Regions from separate parts of the Homo sapiens genome. Here region 2 is linked to region 1. A link is a loop called in an ENCODE intact Hi-C map of the cell type or tissue named here. Cell type or tissue: endothelial cell of umbilical vein. All regions are shown on one strand. Each heading gives the region's core, and the rest is flanking DNA. Links, peaks and the distances in the headings are about the cores only.

Region 1 (10,373 bases), core at 1,523-9,522:
GGCTCACTGCAGCCTCGAACTCCTGGGCTCAAGAGATCCTCCCACCTCAGCCTCCCAAGTAGCTGGGACTACAGGTGCAGTGCCACCATATCTGGCTAATTTTTTTGATATTTTGTAGAGACGAGGTCTCACTATGTTGCCCAGACTGGTCTTGAACTCCTGGGCTCAACCAGTCCTCCCTCCTTGGCCTCCCAAAGTGCTGAAATTACAGACATGAACCACCATGCCTACCCCAGCCTGATTTATTATTTATTTATTTGTTTATTTTTTGAGGCAGTGCCTTGCTTTGTCTCCCAGGCTGGAATGCAGTGGTGCAGTCTTGGCTCACTGCAACCTCCACCTCCCAGGCTCAAGTGATTCTTATGCTTCAGCCGTCCAAGTAGCTGAGATTACAGGTGTGCACCACCATGCCCAGCGTTTTAAAAATATTTTTAGCAGAGATGGGGTTTCACTATGTTGGCCAGGCTGGTCTCGAACTTCTGTCCTCAAGTGATTTGCCCGCCTGGCCTCCCAAAGTGCTGGGATTACAGGTGTGAGCCACCACGCCCGGCCCCGGCCTGATTTTTTGAAGTACATTTTCTTCTCTTTGTCTTTTGCTCATAAATCATTGGTACTACTTCATTACCCATAGGATAAAATTTAGGCCCCTTAGTGTGGCATTCAAAATCCTTTGCATTCTGACCCTCGCCGGATTACTCTAGCCTTCTTACATCTCCTCTACCAAAACACATGCACTGTCTCTGTCTGAAGCTTCGGGAAATTGTTCTTTTTCTGGGTAGTTGGTGTTTTAGTGATGAGACGTAATATTTGAAGGTCTTATTTCTGGAATGTCTTCTCTTATGACAGTGGATGGTCAACAGCACAGAATAAATACAGTGTGAAACTTGTTGATGATCGCTTGGTTTATCTTCTACTTGAACCCTACTCCATCACTATTATTACATGCTTATGATCCTGATTTAGACCTGTAAGTTTCAATACTACATTGCTTCCTTTATTCCTAAGGTTCATTATCATGAATCCTATTGAATACTAGTTCTCAGCAGTTTTTACCCTCTCTTTCTGGAATACTTCCCCATCTTCTTAGTTCTACTCATGCTATTCCTTTTTCTCGGTAAGCTGTCCTTCTATCAGCTTTCCCTTTTCATCCTTGATTTAGAAAGTGAGTGCTCTCTCTGGCCTCTCAAATTGCCCCTAGAGCAGTTTGTTTGTTTGATTTGTAAGGTGCTTTTACCATTCTTCTTGGAGATTTTTGGTACATGTCTCAGTCCTTGGACTGATTGTAACTTTTTAAGATAAGAATCATATTTTTACTTTTTCAGCCCATAGCCCATAGATTTTTTTCCCCATCTCTGAAGACCACAGACCAGTTAGTAGTCATGCAAATGACCTACTTACTAGCTATCTTTGAAATATTTTTAAATAAAATGTGAAAACTGGGAAAGCAGAGGATTGTATCATTTGAAACTACGGCTAAACCTTGGGACCCTGATACATTTGGTTTTTTTCTCTTTTTTTTGGGTAACAGCTTTATTGAGATGTAATTCACATAGTCTATAATTCCCCATTTATAGTGTGCAATTCAGTGATTTTTGTATATTCAGAATTTTGCAGTCACCACCACAACCAATTTTACAACATTTTCATCACCTGAAAAACCTTGCACCCATTAGCAGTCACTCCCCATTACTTCCCAAACTCCCCAGACCTAGGCTGTTACTTACTGGCTTCATGTCTCTATGGATTTGCCTCGTCTGGACATTGCTTGTAAATGAAATCATATAATATGTGGTTTCTTGTGACTGGATTCTTTCTGTTAAGATAATGTTTTCAGTGTTCAATTATGCTATAGCATGTATCAGTGCTTTCTTTCTTTTTATGGCTGAATAATATTCCATTGTATAGATACGCCACATTGTATTTATCTACCTGGTGATGGGCGTTTGAGTTGTTTTCACTACTTGGCTACTTCAAATAATGCTGCTGTGAACATTCAGGTTCAACCAAAACACACAACTTTTTGGGTAAACATGTTTTCATTTTCTTAGGTTTATAGCTAGAGGTGGAATTCCTGGGTCATGTGGTAACTCTATATCTGATCTATTGAGGAACTGTCAGACTGTTTTCCAAACTAGCTGAACCATTTTGCATTCCCACAAGCAGTGTATAAGGGTTCCAGTTTTCTCACACCCTTGCCAATACTTGTTATTTGTATTTTTTGTTTTTTTAATTATTATCATGTCCATCATAGAGGGTATGAAGTAGTGTCTCATTGTGGTTTGGATTTGCATTTGTCTAGTAATAATGGTGTTTAGCATGTTTTCATGTGCTTATTATATATCTTCTTTGGAGAACTATCAATTCAGATCCTTTGCTTATTTGTAAATTGTATTGTTTGTGTTTTTATTATTGAATTGTAAGACTTCATTATATATTCTAGAAACATATATATGTTATTATCACATATATGACATTATCAGATATATGACTTGCAAAAGTTTTCTCTCATTCTATGGGTTGTCTTTTTACTTTCTTAATGGTGTCCTTTGAATCACAAAGCTTTAAATTTTGATGAAATCCAATTTATCTATTTTGTTGTTGCTTGTGTTTTAGTGTCCTACCTGATAAACCATTGCCTAATCCAGGTTCTCAAAAACTTATGCCTGTGTTTTCTTTTAAGAGTTTTATAATTTTAGATTTAGGTCTTTGATTCATTTTAAGTTAATTTTTATATTTGGTGTGAGATAGGGATCTAAATTAATTCTTTCGCATGTGGATATCCAGTTTTCTTAGCATCGTTTGTTGAAAAGACTATCCTTTTTCTATTGAATTGTCTTGACATCCTTGTAAAAAATCAGTTGGCAGCCAGGCATGGTGGCTCACACCTGTAATCCCAGCACTTTGGGAGGCCAAGGTGGGAGAATTGCTTGAGCCCAGGAGTTTGAGACAAGCCTGGGCAACAAAGTGAGACTCCATCTCTACAAAAAGATTAAAAATTAGCCATACATGGTGATGTGCACCCATAGTCTCACCTACTCAGGAGGCTGAGCCTGGGAGGTTGAGGCTTCAGTGAACCATGATCACACCTCTGCACTCCAGCCTGGGCTATAGAGAGAGACCCTGCCTCAAAACAAAAAAAATTGGTTGGCCGTAAATGTGAAGGTTTATTTCTAGACTCTCATTCTATTCCATTGATGTAATCTCTATCCTTATGCCAGTAATTCACTTTCTTGCTTACTGTAGCTTTGTAGTAAATTTTGAAATTGGGATGTGTGAGCTTTCCAACATCAACAATGTTTTGCAATTTTCAAAGCACAAATATTATACTTCATTTGTTAAATTTTTTCCTAAGTACTTTATTCTTTTTGATGCTATTATAAATGGAATTGTTGTCTTAATTTCATTTTCAGTTTGCTCATTGCTACTACTGAGAAATAGAATTAATTTTTGTATATTGATCCTGTATTCTGCAACTTCGTTGAACTTATTTCTTTAGTTCTAATAATGTTTTAGTAGATTATTTATAATTTTCCATATACAGAATTGTCATTTGCAAAGAGAGACAGTTTTACTTCTTCATTTCCATTCTGACTGCCTTTAAATTAATTCTTTTTCCTAATTGTCCTGGCTAGAAATCCCAGTACAGTGTTGAATAGACGTGGCAGGAGTGGACATCCTTGACTTTTCCTGATCTTTGGGAGAAACCCACAGTGTTAGCTGTGGGCTTTTTGTAGATGTGCTTTAATGTAAATAAGGTAACACTGAATATATTACCTTCTAAAAAAGCTTTGAGGAATTTAGCTTACTTTGATATAAGTAGTTGCTTCTGCTGATTAATCATATAATTCTGTACGTTCATGTAGCAGTTTAATGGGACTGTTATTTGGCTAAATTTTATCACTGTTGTTTTTTAAAAGCAACATTTCACTGTAAAAAGATTGAGAGGGATGCCAAGCGGGGATGATTGCTTGAAGCCAAGTGTTTGTAACCAGCCTGGGCAACAAAACGAAGACTCCATTCTCTAAAAGAAAGACCCCATCTCTAAAAGAAAAAGATTAAGGCCAGTGTGGTGGCTCACGCTTGTAATCCTAGCACTTTGGGAGGCTGAGGTGGGCAGATAACCTGAGGTCAGGAGTTTGAGACCAGCCTGGCCAACATGGTAAAACCTTGTCTCTACAAAAATTAGCTGGGCATGGTGGCGCACGCCCATAGTCCCAGGTACTCAGGAGGCTGAGGCAGGAGAATCGCTTGAACCTGGGAGGCAGAGGTTGCAGTGAGCCGAGATTATGCCACTGCACTCCAGCCTGGGTGACAGAGCGAGACTCCATCTCAAAAAAAAAAGGAGGCCAGGCATGGTGCCTCACGCCTGCAATCCCAGCACTTTGGGATGCCAAGGCAGGCAGATCACGAGGTCAGGAGATCGAGACCATCCTGGCTAACACAGTGAAACCCCGTCTCTACTAAAAATACAAAAAAAGTTAGCCGGGCGTGGTGGTGGGCACCTGTAGTCCCAGCAACTTGGGAGGCTGAGGCAGGAGAATGGCATGAACCTGGGAGGTGGAGCTTGCAGTGAGCCGAGATCGCGCCACTGCACTCCAGCCTGGGTGACAGAGCGAGACTCCGTCTCAAAAAAAAAAAAAAGATTAAGATGTCTCCATTCAAAACTTAATACTTTATCCCATTAATCTACATTGATGAAGTTATCTATACAACTTTACTATTTGGTACTTTATTTGATGGTAGTAACTAAGAAAAACTGCTTTCAAGAAGCAGAAGTTTCCACAGCACTAGCCTGTGGTACTAGACTTCTCCACCCTCTGGGCATGTGATTTGCAAAAAAGTGATCATTTACATTTAGAAGTTGTTTCCCATCTAGATAAAATTCTAAACAGTTCTTTTGATTTGTAATTTTAATATATAAAGGAGGGAAGGGAGAGTATAACTGTGATTCTTACACCTTTTTGTTTTTTTGGAGACAGGGTCTCTGTTGCCCAGGCTAGAGTGCGGTGGTGCAGTCATAGCTCACTGCAGCCTTGACCTCCCAGGTTCAAGCAATCCTCCCAGCCCAGCCTCTCGAGTAGCTGGAACCACAGGACAGTGCCACCATGCCTGACTGATTTTTTTTTTTTTTTAATTTTTATTTTGTAGAGATGGGGTCTCCCTGTGTTGCCCAGGCTGGCCACATCCTCCTAGGCTCAAGCAATCCTCCCGCCTCAGCCTCCCAAAGCACTGGGATTATAGGTGTGAGCCACCATGCCCTGCCCCTGGTATTTATTTATTTATTTATTTATTTATTTATTTATTTATTTATTTTTGTGGGCTGACATCAGAATTATTTGTCTGGCTTCCCTTATTAGGCCAATTAAGTCCTACCTCTCATAGAACTAAATTAATAGTCCTTGACTGAGGAGAAAAATCATCTAGCCTTTAACCTCTAGATGGCAGCATGAGTCTTTCTGTACCACTAACAGAAAGACTACCCACATCTCTTGAACTGGATTTTTGATCTATGTAAAAACTTGTTGTGATTTTTTTTCTTTTTTTCTTTTTTTTTGTTTTGAGATGGAGTTTCGCTCTTGTCGCCCAGGCTGGAGTGCAATGGCGTGATCTCAGCTCACCGCAACCTCCGCCTCCGTGGTTCAAGCTATTCTCCTGCCTCAGCCTCCCGAGTAACTGGGATTACAGGCATACGCCACCACGCCAGGCTAATTTTGTATTTTTAGTAGAGATGGGGTTTCTCCATGTTGGTCAGGCTGGTCTTGAACTCCTGAACTCAGGTGATCCGCCCACCTCGGCCTCCCAAAGTTCTGGGATTACAGGCATGAGCCACAGCACCTGGCCCCTTCTTGTGATTTTTACCAGACTACTTGCCTAGCTTTGTTGATACCTTGTTGATTTTTATTTTTAGCTTTTTGTTTTTCTTTTTTATCTCTTCATCTTTTTTTACATATTTCCTTGTTTGTTTGTTTTTTTTTAAATTTTTTTTTGAGACAGGGTTTCCCTCTGTTGCCCAGGCTGGAGTGTAGCAGCACAATCTCGGCTCACTGCAACCTCTGCCTCCGGTTCAAGCGATTCTCCCACTTAGTAGAAAAAAATTCTAAAAATGTGGTTAATTCAATAGTTTTTATATCTGCATATAAGACCCTAAAAATGGGTTAAGTTCTCTTGTCTCAATACTTTCCCCTACCAGTGACTTATCTTGTATCCTTGGACTCTGTTGGTTTTCATGTGGTATCAGGCAATGCTCTATTACATTAAACAGGAATGTTAGCTAAAGTTGATGAAACTACATTGGACTAATTAGTCCTTCAAGAAAAATTTAATTGTTTTAAAATAAAGCTTTCAAATATTTAGCCATTTTGAATAACAAAAGAATGAAGTGTCCTGTTCAGCAACTGTTTGGGTGACTACTTCATACAAGGCTATGTAGGGGATAGGAAGATAATTACTGCCCTCTTGTAGATTAAAATCTAGTAGGAAAGGAAGATAAGACAACTAAGGTAAATGATTCTTAAAAAAATATAGAGGAGAAAAGCTCTATGAGAGTACAAAGAACTATATGGATGGGGGAGAAGAGGCAATTGCATTAGATTGCTACAGGAGTGGCAGATAAACTTCATTTTATTTAGTTAAGACCTGCCTAGGACCATTGAATTGAGAAAGATTTTGAGAGGGAGCCTAGATTCAGAGAAGGCAATTAGTGATGTCTGTTATAGACAAGGGAAATGAGTATGGTAATATTTGCAATTTCTGGAACATTGGAAATAAACCTGGCCAGGTGCGGTGGCTCACGCCTGTAATCCCAGCACTTTGGAAGGCTGAGTTGGGTGATCACCTGAGGCCAGGAGTTTGAGACCAGCCTGGCCAACATGGTGAAACCCCGCCTCTACTAAAAATACACAAATTAGCCAGGCGTGGTGGCGGGCGCCTGTAATCTCAGCTACCCGGGATGCTGAGGCAGGAGAATGACTTGAATCTGGGAGGCAGAGGTTGCGGTGAACTGAGATGATGCCACTGCATTCCAGCCTGGGCAACAGAGCAAGACTCTGTCTCAAAAAAAAGGAAGGAAGGAAAGAAAGAAAACCTTAAAGAACACAAAGATGGGTAGAAATGGAAAGGGAGCATATTCTAGGTAGAGTGAATGTTAAAGAGTTTGAAAGCAACAGCTCTGCTCAAGGAACGGTGCGAGTGGTTGAATCTAGACCCCAGGTTATGTTAGGTCTCATAATGACTAAGACTAGGAAGGAGATAGAGGGGCCAGACTGAGGAGGGCCTTGAACTCCAGGGGTCAAGGAGTTATTCTCAGTGGTAGTAGGGAGCATGTGAAATGTTCTTTAAAAAGTATCTTAATGCTGTCAAATTAACTGTGTGTGTTGTAGATGGTTTGGGGAGACCCTTTACTAAAAGAGATTTTACTACAATTTTTTTTATTGTAAAAATAAAGAAGAAAGTAAAAAAAAGAAAACCACCAACAAACCATAGCCTTACCACTGAGAGATAACCACTATTAACATTTCATGTGTTTCCTGGCCCCACTTTTAGTCCCTTTATGTGTCTATGTGTGTGTTTATATGTATACTTGCATCCATTCATGTACCATGTACACAGATAATGCTATTTTTCTTTCTTTTCTTTTTTTTTTCTTTTCTTTTCTTTTTTTGAGACAGGGTCTCCCTCTGTCACCCAGGCTGGAGTGCAATGGTGTGATCTTGGCTCACTGCAACCCCTACCTCCCGGGCTCAAGCAAGTCCCCCACCTCAGCTTCCCAAGTAGCTGGGACTACAGGTGTGAGCCACAGCGCCCGGCCAGAAATGCTTTTTTAATATAACTGAGATTAGTGTGTGTGTGTGTGTGTGTGTGTGTGTGTGTGTGTGTAGTTTTAACTTGTGCTTTAAAAAATTTTATTCTATCTTAAGCATTTTCCTGTGTCATTAAAAGTTCTACCACTGAAGATTTTTGAATAGGAAAGATACACACCTTTAGGAGGCATTGGTGCACAGGATAGAGTAGGATGGTAGAGAGAGGAGGCAGGAAGTTACAGTGGGAATCCAGGGTGAAGGATTGAGAGCTTGAATGGATGATGGCAGTGAGAATGGGAAGAAGTGCACTGACAATAGATTTTTCAGATTTGGAATTTTTAGGAGTAGGTAAATGTCTGGATGGGGATGTTACGGGATAAGCTGAAATTAGAGCTTACCATGATGTTTTAGCCTAATTAATGACAGGGAAGTCAGAAGGAGGCTAGATGCCTGCTTAACAACAACAACAACAACAAAAATCACATAATTCTTTTACTTGCTCCTTTGTAGGCAGGCATCTTTATTTTCTTAGAAATAAGTAAATGTCATTTGTAGAGGCTAGAGGTTAGTGTTATTAATAAGATATCTAGTTCAGTCATATTACCTAGGCAACAGGTAATGTTTTAGATAGTGAATGGTGAGTTATTTGATCTCAAAGAAATCAATATGTGAAATAGGATGTACATAACTTCAGAAGTTGACTTGTGAAGTCCCTATTTTCTTTGGCTGGTCATTAGGCTGCTAAGTAGAATGACTGACTTTTGTATGGTTTTCTTCCACAATAGTGCTTTTTCTTTCGGTTCCCTACCTATGAACTTTTCCTGAACTTTCCTACAAGTTTAAAAAGTTGTTATGGCCTCTCTATACAGTAGACATCCAATTCTTTGTTAACTGGAAAAAAGTTTCAGAAGTTTAAATTTGAAGTAACAGGAATTGGTCCAAAATATTTGTTGTTGCTCATGTTTTAAATAAGCGACATTGGATTATATCAGCACTGGGATAATTCCCATTAGGTATTATGACTGCAATTTACATGCAATTGGAAATTAGTGATTGAGAGGGAAACAGATTGCCAAATTATCTTCCAAAAAGGTACTCCCCACTCCATATCCTTGCTAATAACAAGTATTATAATTATTTAAAGTCATTGCCAACTTGATAGGCAAAATATTGTCTTGTTCTAATGTTCATTTCTTCTATTGTGAAGGCGAACTTTTTTTTTCCATGTTTCTTGATCCTATCTGTTGATGAGGGCTGGAAGTTCAAGAAAGTATAAATTTAAATTATTTTAACCTGAAAAATAAAGCCAGAGAACTTGATTGAAAAGCACCCCAAAGACTGTGTTGAAATCTGCATTGCAAATACTGATGGAAACTTATCCTTGTTTTCTTTGTTTTATGCATTACTTTACCATCTTGCCATAGTCATTAGCTTTGCACCTATTTAGGTTACAGCATAAAATCTAGGAACTCCACTTTGAAGGGATCATGGTTATTCTTAATTAGAAATTGTCAATTTAGCCTTAAGTATTTTATTTTTTGAAATGTTTTATGATAATGTGAAGTAAACCATGCCATTATTTCTCATTTTTCCCTTGGTTAACAAATTAGGATATACAAATCTTCAAATTACCTTTAAGGCTTGTAAACATTCAAATCTTTTATCCGTTAGTCAAGTTATTTCATAAACCCAACATTGCCTCTGAAATGGCTTTACACACAAAGAGGATTTTACCATAAAATGCTTGTGGTGTTTCATTCTCTTCTGATTTTTTGTAGGGGAAGGGGGTTGGAGAGTAGGCAGAGTATAAATTAATTTGGATGGTGTTGGTTTCAAAGTAGCATTCCATGTAATTCTGCAGAAAGTGTGATAAATAAGAAAATGGGCCAGGCATGGTGGCTCATGCCATAATCCCAGCACTTTGGGAGGCCAAGGTGGGCAGATCACCTGAGATTGGGAGTTTGAGACCACCCTGGCCAACATGGTGAAACCCTGTCTCTACTAAAAATACAAAAATTAACCGGGTGTGGTGGCACATGCCTGTGGTCTCAGCTACTGGGGAGACTGAGGCATGAGAATCGCTTGAACACAGGAGGTGGAGGTTGTAGTGGGCCAAGATTAAGCCACTGCACTCCAGCCTGGGCAACAGAGTGAGACTCTGTCTCAAAAAATAAAAAATAAAAAAAATACATAATAAAACAAAGTTCAACATTTGGGAAATACCAGGTGAATTATAGTGTTACCCATACAGTAGAATACAATGTGGTCATTAAAAAACATTAAAGGGGCTGGCCACTGTGGCTTACGCCTGTAATCCCAGCACTTTGAGAGGCTGAGGTAGGCGGATCATTTGAGATCAGGAGTTCGAGACCAGCCTGGCCAAGCTGGTGAAACCCCGTCTCTACTAAAAATACAAAAATTAGTCACTCGTAGTGGTGGACACCTGTAATCCCAGCTACTCTGGAGGCTGAAGCAGGAGAATCACTTGAACCTGGGAGGTGGAGCTTGCAGTGAGCTGCCAAGATTGTGCCACTGCACTCCAGCCTGGGTGACAGAGTAAGACTATGTCTCTAA
Region 2 (10,373 bases), core at 1,403-9,402, 180 kb after region 1:
TCATAAGGGAAGGGGTGGGTGAAGGAAGGCATCACTTTCCTTGTCCCAGTGGGCATCTCTCCTTAAGGACAGAAAGAATGAGGTGAGATCTGGGTACAGACCCCAAAACAGTCAAAGGAAGAGGAGAGGAGCCCCTCTTCCTTGAATCAGCGGCCTGGCTGGAGCCTCTCCCCAAGGGCACAGATGAGGCCACAGTCAGGTAGAGCAGGGACAACCATGACAGAAGGAGAGGACATGACCTAAGGAGGACCAGCTCACCTGAGTCGGGGTAGACCTCCTTCAGGGGATATATCACCTGAGAAAAGAAAAAAACCACACCAACCTAGGAGGGCGAGCAAAAGACGGAGCTGCACACAGCCCACCCTCCCTCCAGAACCCACTGGAACCTCCCAAGGAGGAGAGGTGGGAACGCCTGGCCTGGGTCAGATGGGAGAGGCTCTGGCCGGCAGACAGCAGGGCAAGGTCCCTACAACCTTCAGAAGTGTGTTTAGGGGGAACAGTCTGACAGCCTCCTGAGGGCAGGGGCCCCAGAATCCGACCTTGGGTGTTTGACATACGCGTGTGGTATTTGGCGTGAGTCCTTGCCCCATTTACCTGCCTCAGGAGCTGCTATGAGTAGTGGGCCCAATCCATGGATGTGAATAGAAGGTTCTTAGAGCCAGCAGTTCCCAGGCCCGGGCCACTTCACCACCTCACCTTTTGCCCTGACTCTAGGACCTGAGACTTGTCACAGTGCCAGAGGTCCCAGCTGTGGGTGGGCGGGGTTGAGGAGGGAGGAGTGAGCCCCCTGAACTAGACTGACCTGCTCCCGAAGGGTCCCGTCAGTGAAGAATGGCTTTTGTGGCAGGAATAGCACCCCATGGGGCCCAAAGTCCGTCAGCATCTGCACTGAGCCTGCAGAGCCCACAGAAACCTCCATTGTGAGATCTCCCAGAAGAGGCAACTGCCTGTCTCCTCTCTTCCTTGTTCCCCAACAGAAAAGAATGGATTCTACCACACCGTCCCCGCCTTCACCCCACCCCTAGGGCCCAGGCTGGGTCAGAGGCAGGGAGGGCCTGGCTCTCACCCCGTGTACTCGTCCAGAGGCCACCCAGAACCCGGAGCAAGGAGGTCTTGCCAGTGCCCGTGTTGCCTGTGATGAGCAGGCTCTGTCCCTCGGAGATCTTTAGGCTCAGATCCTTGATTAGGGGTTTGTCAGAGGAGGGGGCAGAGATGGAGACCCGCTCAAGGAGAAATGCTGTGTCTGCTGGCTCTGCCGCTGGCCACCCTGGGGGTCTGTGTCAGAGAAGAGAGGGGGCGTGAGGAAGATGGGCAGGGTCAGTATTGCTGTGGGGGAGGCACTGCTCCCGGGAGCCACCACCTGTGGATTATTATGGGCTGACTTGCATCCTCCCAAAATCACATGCTGAAGTCCAGCCCCCTAGTGACTCAGAATGTAACTGCATTCGGAGGCAGGGTCTTTTTTTTTTTTTTTTTTTTTGAGAGAAAGTCTTGCTGTCACCCAGGCTTGAGTGCAGTGGAGCTATCTCAGCTCACTGCAACCTCCGCCTCCTGGGTTCAAGCGATTTTCCTGTCCCAGCCTCCTGAGTAGCTGGATTACAGGTGCCCACCACCGTGCCCATATTTTTAGTAGAGACAGGGTTTCACTATGTTGGCCAGTCTGGTCTCGAACTTGTGACCTCAGGTGATCTGCCCACCTCAGCCTCCCAAAGTGGTGGGATTATAGACGTGAGCTTCCGTGCCCAGCTGGAGGCAGGGTCTTTAAAGAGATGATGTTAACATGAAGTTGTTGGGGTGGGACCCTAATCCAATATGACTGGTGTCCTCTTAAGATAGAGGTGGCAGGGGCACGCACATATAAAGGAAAGGCCACGTGAGGACACAGCAACAAGGTGGCCATCTACAAGCCAAGGAGTGGCCTAAGAAACCAACCCTGCTGACAACTTGATCGTGGACCATAAGCATCCAGAATTGTGAGGAAATTAATTTCTATTGTTTAAGCCAGCCGGTTTGTGGTTTTCTGTCATGGCAGCCTGAGCACATTAATACAGGGGTAGGGGTGGAACTTCTACTCTCTGCCTGGCTGGACAAAGCCCCTTATGGGACTGATCTTACTCAGTCTAATGCCCATGAGTCTCAAATATCATCACAGATGAGGACACTAAGAATCAGGTGGCTAAGTAACTGCCCAGGTTGCAGAGCGGTATTCAACAAATTCTAATGCTGGTGGGTCTTCATGGCATCACAGTGTGACCAGAGTACTAATAACAAGAATGGGAGTGGTTAAAGCTAAATGGTTCTGGAGTTTCTGCCTCTGCATGGATGCCTGGCTCCCCACAGAACAGCAATTCCAGTTTCCTACAGACCCTCCTTCATGCCCAGCCTCTGCACTCATGGTTGCATGAAGCTTTCATTTGGAACAGAAGCAACAGTTAAGGTATTAGCTCCTAAGAAAAGCAAGTTGAGTGTAGGCCCTGGAATTCAGACTGATTTTTGAAAGCTTATGATGTGGCCACTGTCCAAGCACTTTCCATGGATGATGATATCTAATCCCTACAACAAGTGAAGGAAGTTCATTATGACCTCCTTTTCAGACATGAAGAAACAGAACAGTTAGGTAATCTGCCCAAGGAAAGTGTGGAGATCAAGCAAATCCTGAATGCACAGAAATATTACAGATCCACGCAGACACACGGATACAGACATCTCTGGGGCTGAGTGAGGTGGGGGAACAAAGACAGACATGCCCCAAGGAAAGGGGCAGGGAGAGGAATCAGCGGGAGGAGGAAGCACAGGAAGGGGAGGACACTGCAGATTCCTGTTATCTCAGGCAGAAGGTGTGTGTACTTTGCTTCCACTGGCCGGGGAATGGTGTAAATTAACACAACAGATGCCGGAACAGCAACATCGACTGTGAACTTACATGTGCCTGGCATTCCATTTCCATTTACTCCTTACAACTCTGCTGCCCAGCTGGGAAAGGGCAGGACTCCAGGGTAACCCAAGCCAGGTGATGCCACAGCCTGCAGCCTCAACTACTGCTCTGCCAGCCCGCTACTCACGTGTCCAAGCCCCACTCGCTCTCGCCCAGGATCTCGCAGTCCTGTGACTTCAGGGACATGTCCAGAAGCGTCTCCCGAAGCTGCCCAATTCTGAACAAGAAAAGAAAATCTGAGGCAGGGTCTGGGAGCCAGGTGAAGGTGAACTCCTTTTCCTATCTCACACCCACGAGTACATGGTATGTCTCTGTTCCTTTTTTCACTCAGCCACTTCTGCCAGCAGCACACACTTTGCTCAGGAGCCAGAGGGGTGGGACACGGCCTCACCTGTGCGTGTAGCCAGCCACATCTGAGAGCGTCGTGGACAGGTCGATGAGCTGGGTGAAGCAGCTGATGAGGTAGATGCACACAAAGGCATTCTGGACAGGATGGGAAGAGGTCAAGCAGGTCTCGACTCGAGCCCACAGACACTGGGCCAAGGACAGAGAGGGACAGCATGTGGGGTGACCAAGAGGGAGTCTCACCTTGCTGACCAGGGTGCTAAGCTCTGCGGGACTCAGGTCTCCATAGACCCCGCTGAAAATGGGGATTGCGATGACAACGTAACTCAGGATGCTGCCCAGATAGTCAAAGGTGTTGATGCCGACTGTAGAAAACACATCTGTGAGACACCCAGGAACCATCCACATGCCCTACAGCGGACACAACCCTAAGACAGGGAGCAGGACGCCAAGTAGGGCCACGTGGACTCTCTGGATCCTCATTCTCCTGAGGATACTCACAGAAAGGCAACAGCCCCCCCTCCTCATCCCCGGTTAATTCCTTCATCATGGCACATTTATCCTTGCAGACAGGAGGTAGAGAGGTGTGGGAAGGGAAGCAGACCAGTCCAACCCCATGGTTCCCACTTCCCTGGGCCCCCTCGCCTACTGTACAGCCAGAGCTCCTTGGACATCAGCTCCCTCTGGGTCTGAAGGAGTCTCTGCAGCCTGCGGTCTGTCCTCATGTGCTCCACATGCCCAGCTCTGACAAGGAAAGGCTGGGATGTCCACAGGGCTGGAGAGGTTCAGCCAGGTTGGGGGGCCGCCTGTCCCATATCACACCCTCCTTTAGAAACCAAGGCCATTCAAATGATCTTGGTCTCAGGATCTGTCTACTGGTAGCGCCCATTCACGGCTTCAGTCATGCCTTAATGGTATTGTCTGTGTGAAGAACATAAACTCTAGAGTTGGGCAGACCTAGTTCAAATCCTGGCTCTGGCCAGTTACTAGCTGCGTGACACAGGCAGGCTACTTAAGCCTCCAAGCCTCAGTTTTTTTAATCTATAAAATGGAGCCAATAATACCTATGTAATAGGTTAGAGTTAGAATTAAAAGTTTCTAAATATAAAGTGCCAAGCACATAAGGAGCCCTCAATAAATAAAAACTATTGTTAAATAAACATACACAGAGCGGTCACTAGGTGTACCAGGCATTGCACTAGTTAGCTAGTGCAATAAAGAAATGAGAAAATTATCTCTGTCTTTGAGGAGCTCTCAGTCCAGAGGGCAGGCAGGCACACTGCATTCTTCACTTGGAATCAGGAGTACTAAGTGTGCCCTCAGGGCCATGGCAGCAGATAGGCTTAGCCATTAAGGGAGTCTGGGAAGGCTCTCCAGAGGAGGTGATCTGGGGTTTCAAGGATGGGAAGAAATTCGCTAGGCAGAAAAGGTGGAGGGAGATTTCAGATTTTGCACAGAGGCCACAGAAGAACTCATCTGAAACTCTACAAACTAACCTGCCTTCCCCAGAGCTTCATGAGCAGAGGCTGCAGAATCCAAAAGCAACTTTTTTCTTTTTTTTTTTTTGAGACGGAGTCTTGCTCTGTCACCCAGGCTGGAGTGCAATGGCAGGATCTTGCCTTACTGCAACCTCTGCCTCCCGGATTCAAGTGATTCTCCTGCCTCAGCCTCCCCAGTAGCTGGGATTACAGGTGCCCGCCACCATGCTCAGCTAATTTTTTGTATTTTTAGTAGAGACAGGGTTTCACCATGTTGGCCATGGCTGGTCTCGAACTCTTGACCTCAGGCAATCCACCCGCCTCGGCCTCCCAAAGTGCTGGGATTACAGGCATGAGCCACCATGCCCGGCCTCCAAAAGCAACTTTTTTACACACCCAGCCCTGCCCACCTCACAACCCCACCCCAGCGCAGATTCCCAGTATTCTTGGTGCCCTCAAGTGGTGGAGGTTGCAAACTGCAGCAGAGACTGAGGAGCAAAGGTCCCAGGGCTATCACATCCACCCCAAGTACAGAGCCAAGGAGTAGCTTCCACTTCTTAAACGCAAACCTCTGCCTGCACTATCAATCCTAACGCTGATTTCAGAGGCCTCACATAAGGCAGAGCACAGGGACCGGTTCTGGCCCTGGAGGGAAGGGATGGGATTTCATGCCGCTGCTGCTGCTCCTGCTGCTGCCGTCAGGAGACCAGACGCTTGGCTCCATTAGACAGCATTGTGGGGAGCAGGTCTCCTGGTTTTCTGAGAAGCTCCCATTCCATCCCACGCTACGGAGACAAAGGATCAGGCTTGAACCTCAGGCACTGGCAAGAAAGCTTCTTAACAGACAGAAGAGCAGAGGCAGACGGATGTCTTACAGTCACCAGCAAGAGGATGAGGCATTCATTCATTTGACAATTTCAGGCCCCACGCTAGGCCACTAAGACTAAAGCTGGCCACAGTAAGGAACCACCAGCTTCAGAAGCAAACCCCTGGACCTAAGGATGAGGCAGGCAAGGGCAGGGGGAGGTAGAGGGAGAGGGTCACAGCCAAGTGTGACAACACTCAGCCCCTGAGCTCGGTGGTGGTGGGAGGGTTGAGGATTCATCTTTCCTTCTCCACTCTCAGCTCTGGCAAGGCAGAAGGGGAACCATCTCTCCAGACTCACCTGTAGAAAGCAGCAGGCTCCGCATTCACCCGAATCTGCATGTGCTTGAACCTGGGCGGACCAAAGGGAAATGTGTGCTGACAACAGGGAGTACTGGCCTCACTCTTGTTGGAGTCCTGGATCACAAAGACCGCCCAAGCGGAGCCCGGCTCTGCCTCAAAACCGTGGCTGCCTCAGTCTGACCCTTTCCTGGACTGTTATGGGGTAGAAAACCCCAGGGCTAGGTGGTGTGGCAGGAGCTCTGCAGAGACAGGGCTGCCCCTCAGCTTTCTGCAGAGAGGACAGGGGTATTCCTGCTCACAGCATCTCCTCCTCCCAGGGCCTGGCCCAAAGGAGGGGGACAAGAAGCACAGGGCAGGCACTGGATCCATTGGCTGCCACACCCAACTGATCCAAGACAGGGCGGTTATGCCAGGGCAGTGAGAAGGCCAAGAGATGACAATGACGATGGTGATGGCCAGGCAGACACGGTTCTCAGACCTTCTCAGGTATGATTTCATTAATCCTCCTAATCCTCTCAGTAGGCAACGGTACCATTTCCACTTTAGAGACAAGAACATTGAAGCTTGGAGAGGTTAAAGACCTCTCCAAGATCACACAGCTAGTAACTGGCACAGCTAGGATTTGAACTTAGGCAGTTTTACTCCAGATCCCCTTCCTTAACTATTATGCCCCAGCCCAGAAACCTCAAGTGAGGGAGACACACCTAAAATCTCCCTCCAGCTTCTCCTGATGCACCAGCTTCATCACAATGGGGCCCATCAAAGTTTTGTTCACCACGGTCCCCAGGATGAAATACCCGAAGATGCTCACAGGCCCGAGCCAGCCTGTGCTGAAATAGAGAGAGAGGGAGAGAAGGGAGAGGGTGTGGGGTGCCACCTATCCCCACATGCCTCAGCCCTGACTCCTGTTCCCTCTCAGGTAGCCCCTGTCCAATCTGAGTGGCCCAATGGGCCCTCTGCTCCTATGTGGGGGCATCTGGTATGAGCTCTCAGAGCCAGGATATCTGTGACACTGCAACACAGGGCCAAAGGAAGGGCAGGGGCCTGAGCACGTGGGATGGGTGAGCACGTGGTAAGGTACGGTGGGAGAGAGGGGAAATAAGCTTCTCTTGGACCTTGACCTGGGAGAGCTGACTGAGGGCCCTCTGGGGAAACACCAGGCTGGGGAGGAGGGAGGCTTCACCTTTGGAAGCACTGGTAAGTGTAGTAGACGAGGGTGAACGGGGAGATGATGAGCTTGCTGGCCATGCTGCTGAGCTGCCGGCAGAATCGCTCCACGTCCTGGCTGATGCGCTGGTCCCTGGAGCCAATGACACAGAGTAGCTGGACCCAGGGAGATGGGCCCAAAGGTAGAGAGAACAAGAAACTTTCACATCACCTCTGCTCTTGACCTTGCCTCACAGTGCTGTGAACACTGACCCTATGGGAAGAGGGAACCAGACAAGGCTGGTTTCCTAGGGGCAACTAAATCCCAGGGCCTTTAAACAGGGTTCTAGAGAGTTGCATCTTACGGTGCCTTAGTTAATCCCCTGAAAAAGTGGGAACTGAAAGGTCCAGTACCCAGGGGCCTGAGCCAGCTCTGAGCAGAGCCAAAGAAAAACTTGAAGGTAGATGAGCTGTTTTGGATGATCAAGAAGACTATCCCCTTTATCTCAATCCTCCCAAATTTCTCTTATATAAGCCCTAGCCTGGCCCCTTTAGTTATCTGGCTGTGAAAGCTCCAGGCTGTGAGGCACACCTGTAGTCCCAGCTACTCAGGGGGCAGAGGCAGGATGGAAGCCATAGCCATCAGAAAGAGGCCTAGAAGTTAGGCAGCAGCAGCAGCCTCCCACGCATCTTTGCACCAAAGCTAAGCTTGAGCTGAGAGGTACCCCAACCAACAAAGTGCTTGCTAGGAAGGTGGTGAGTGAGGGGATGGGTGTGAAGGAGACCCCCTATGTCTCATCTCACCACTAGGGCCATACTGATTCCTATTCCCAATGAGTGACGTGACCTTGGGCAAGTCACTTGCAATCTCTGGGCTTCAGCTTCCTCATCTGTAAAATAACAATAGCTAACTTACACTGAAACACTTGCTATGTGTCAAGCACTGTACATGTGCATTACATGAATGATATTTCATCCTCACTACACCCTTTGAGATAGGAACTATTATTGTCCTCATTTTACAGAAGGGGAACCTGGGGCTTGGTGACTTTAAGAGTTATAACCTGAGTGGTGATAGAATGGAGATGTGAATCCTAGACTGAGTCCTGGATAGTGGTAATTTTTTTTACTGATGAAAATCTAAGAGCTGGTTTTTCTAGCAAGGACATTTTCTTTAGAACCCTCTAAAGAAACCCCTTAGTCTTCTTACTGGAAGACTAAGATATAAAGTATGAAAAGGACAAAAGAAAGCTGCTCCTAACATTTTTCTTTTTTTTAAGAGATGGGGGTTTCTGCTATGTTGCCCAGGCTAGAGTACAGTGGCTATTCCCAAGTGTGCTCACGGTGCACTACTCCTGGGCTCAAGTGATCCTCCTGCCTCAGCCTCCTGAGTTGTTGGGACTACAGGTGCATGCCACTGCACCTGGCAGGCTTCTTCTTTTTAGCTGCCTATTCACAGCCCTGCAGCTTCTCCAGGAGTCCTCTGCAGGGCACCCTCCCCCATGACTCTGGGCAGCAGCATTTGAAAACGACTGCAGATGATCTCCTTGGTGTCTGCCACCAGCAGTCTCCAGGGCTAGGCCAGAAGGAAAGGACCACACAGAGTGTAGAAAGGACTGAGTTGGGGCGCCTACGGGTTATCGATGTCATCCCGCAGCACGTTGAGGGTGTAGTACGCACGGCCCCGGAAGTAGAGGCGGTGAAGGTGCTCAGTGAGGTCCTTCCTCCAGCTCACATACAGCAGGTTGCAGGTGAACTGATCAAAGCTCTTCAGCTGTGCAGTGGGGGAAGCAAGGGGAAGGGAGAGATGGCTTCCTGAAAATCTCAGCTCAAAGCTCAAGGCTCGCAAGAGCCTCCGCTGACCCATCCCAGCCCACTCTGACTCTGATTACTCCGTCCACTCAGCACTTTTCTTTTTTAAATCATCGAGTCATGGGACTTTCCCTTCCTCACTCACTCACGTGTTCATTCCTTCACCAAATTTTTTTTCTCTGAGATGGAGTTTTACTCTTGTTGCCCAGGCTGGAGTGCAATGGCGCGATCTTGGCTCACCACAACCTCCGCCTCCCAGTTTCAAGCGATTCTCCTGCCTCAGCCTCCCGAGTAGCTGGGATTACAGGCATGCACCACCACGCCCAGCTAATTTTGTATTTTTAGTAGAGACGGGGTTTCTCCATCTTGGTCAGGCTGGTCTGGAACTCCCGACCTCAGGTGATCCGCCCGCCTCGGCCTCTCAAAGTGCTGGGATTACAGGCGTGAGCCACTGTACCCAGCCTCCTTCACCAAATATTAAAGGGCTTACCAGAGGCAAGACCCTCTTTCTACACTGTCTTATTTTGAGAGTAGATGAGCTTCTGAAGATTGGAGACCATATTGTCGATTCCATTTATGTTCTTACTCCTTTGTCCCCCAAGCTTGGGACAGAGATTTGTATGCATAGGTGCTTACTGACCGAAGACCCAACAAAAGTGGCCATGGTACGATGAGCAGTGGCTTCCCCAAGAAAACAGGTGGCACAGCCTGGCAGACAGCATTAGGCTTGAGTTCTGGTACAGCCCTGAGTCTCATCATTTACCATTTCCAGGGCACCTATGTGCTAAGCACTAGGGACATTATGAGCTCACAGTTTAGCCAGAAAACAATTACAAGCGTGTGAGGAGTGTTACAGCGAGGTAAACTCAAGGAATTCGTTAAGTACAGAAAAAGGGCAGAGTTTGGTGGAGGAGACACAAAGGAGAAAGCTGAGAAAGACTTGAAAGAGGTGACAACGGAGGGATGACGAAGAGTGAGCAGGTGGTAGCCCCCCTACTGAATGAGGGGTAGGGGAGGAGGCCATTCTGCAAGAAAGCACTGTTCAAAGGCTGGGAGGTGTGACATGGTGCCAGGGTGAGTCACAGCCTCGGTCCCGCAGAGGAGGAGCAGCAGCTCTGGCTGCTGAGCCGTTTTAATGAGCTGCCGGAAATAAGAGTTCTAGGAAGGAAAGGGGCAATGATCAGTTCTGCTAAATGCTGAATTAAACCAGAACCTGTGGCCTGGGCCCAGGAGTGGAAACATCTGAGGAATCAGTCCCACGTGGGCCAATAGCAAGATCAACGTGCTTAATAAAGGCAACTATCCCTTTAGTTCCCAGAAAAGGGAGGAAACACACCCCCACAGCTTGCTTCCTGCTTCCTGGAGGCTAAGTTCCACTAGGCATTACGGTCACACTGGACTGGAGAGGACGAGAGACACAGAGAGAGGGAAAGATCTTACCGTGGAGTTCAGAACAATGAGCATGACAGCCAGGAATGTCAGAGTCTTAA

The links. A loop is a pair of places that touch in the nucleus more often than their neighbours do. Peaks named below come from ENCODE experiments on the same cell type or tissue, not always from the same donor. Only the 100,000 strongest peaks of a DNase experiment are listed, where the experiment ranks them.
Region 2: a loop joins it to region 1, with 15 times the contacts of the local background. A loop is called at or near these places in 4 of 110 quality-filtered maps.

Annotation. Positions count from the first base shown.
Region 1 is chr14:74,106,339-74,116,711 of GRCh38, forward strand. All of the region lies in intron 5 of LIN52 (lin-52 DREAM MuvB core complex component), which reads left to right. All of the region lies in intron 1 of LOC105370563 (a long non-coding RNA gene), which reads right to left. Among named protein-coding and RNA genes, the nearest start is that of LIN52, 27 kb to the left of the region's middle. In endothelial cell of umbilical vein, for the core only: a CTCF peak has its summit at 5,428 (motif pointing right); a DNase peak (open chromatin) is centred at 5,443.
Region 2 is chr14:74,289,225-74,299,597 of GRCh38, forward strand. ABCD4 (ATP binding cassette subfamily D member 4) reads right to left here. Exons shown (of 19, transcript NM_005050.4): 3 at 10,324-10,373; 4 at 8,706-8,845; 5 at 7,109-7,225; 6 at 6,630-6,755; 7 at 5,924-5,974; 8 at 3,930-4,024; 9 at 3,524-3,645; 10 at 3,327-3,418; 11 at 3,063-3,152; 12 at 1,067-1,275; 13 at 803-894; 14 at 259-295. Among named protein-coding and RNA genes, the nearest start is that of ABCD4, 8.5 kb to the right of the region's middle. RefSeq lists an enhancer at 2,534-3,386. In endothelial cell of umbilical vein, for the core only: CTCF peaks have their summits at 1,411 (motif pointing left) and 5,251 (motif pointing left); no DNase peak of the experiment used is centred there.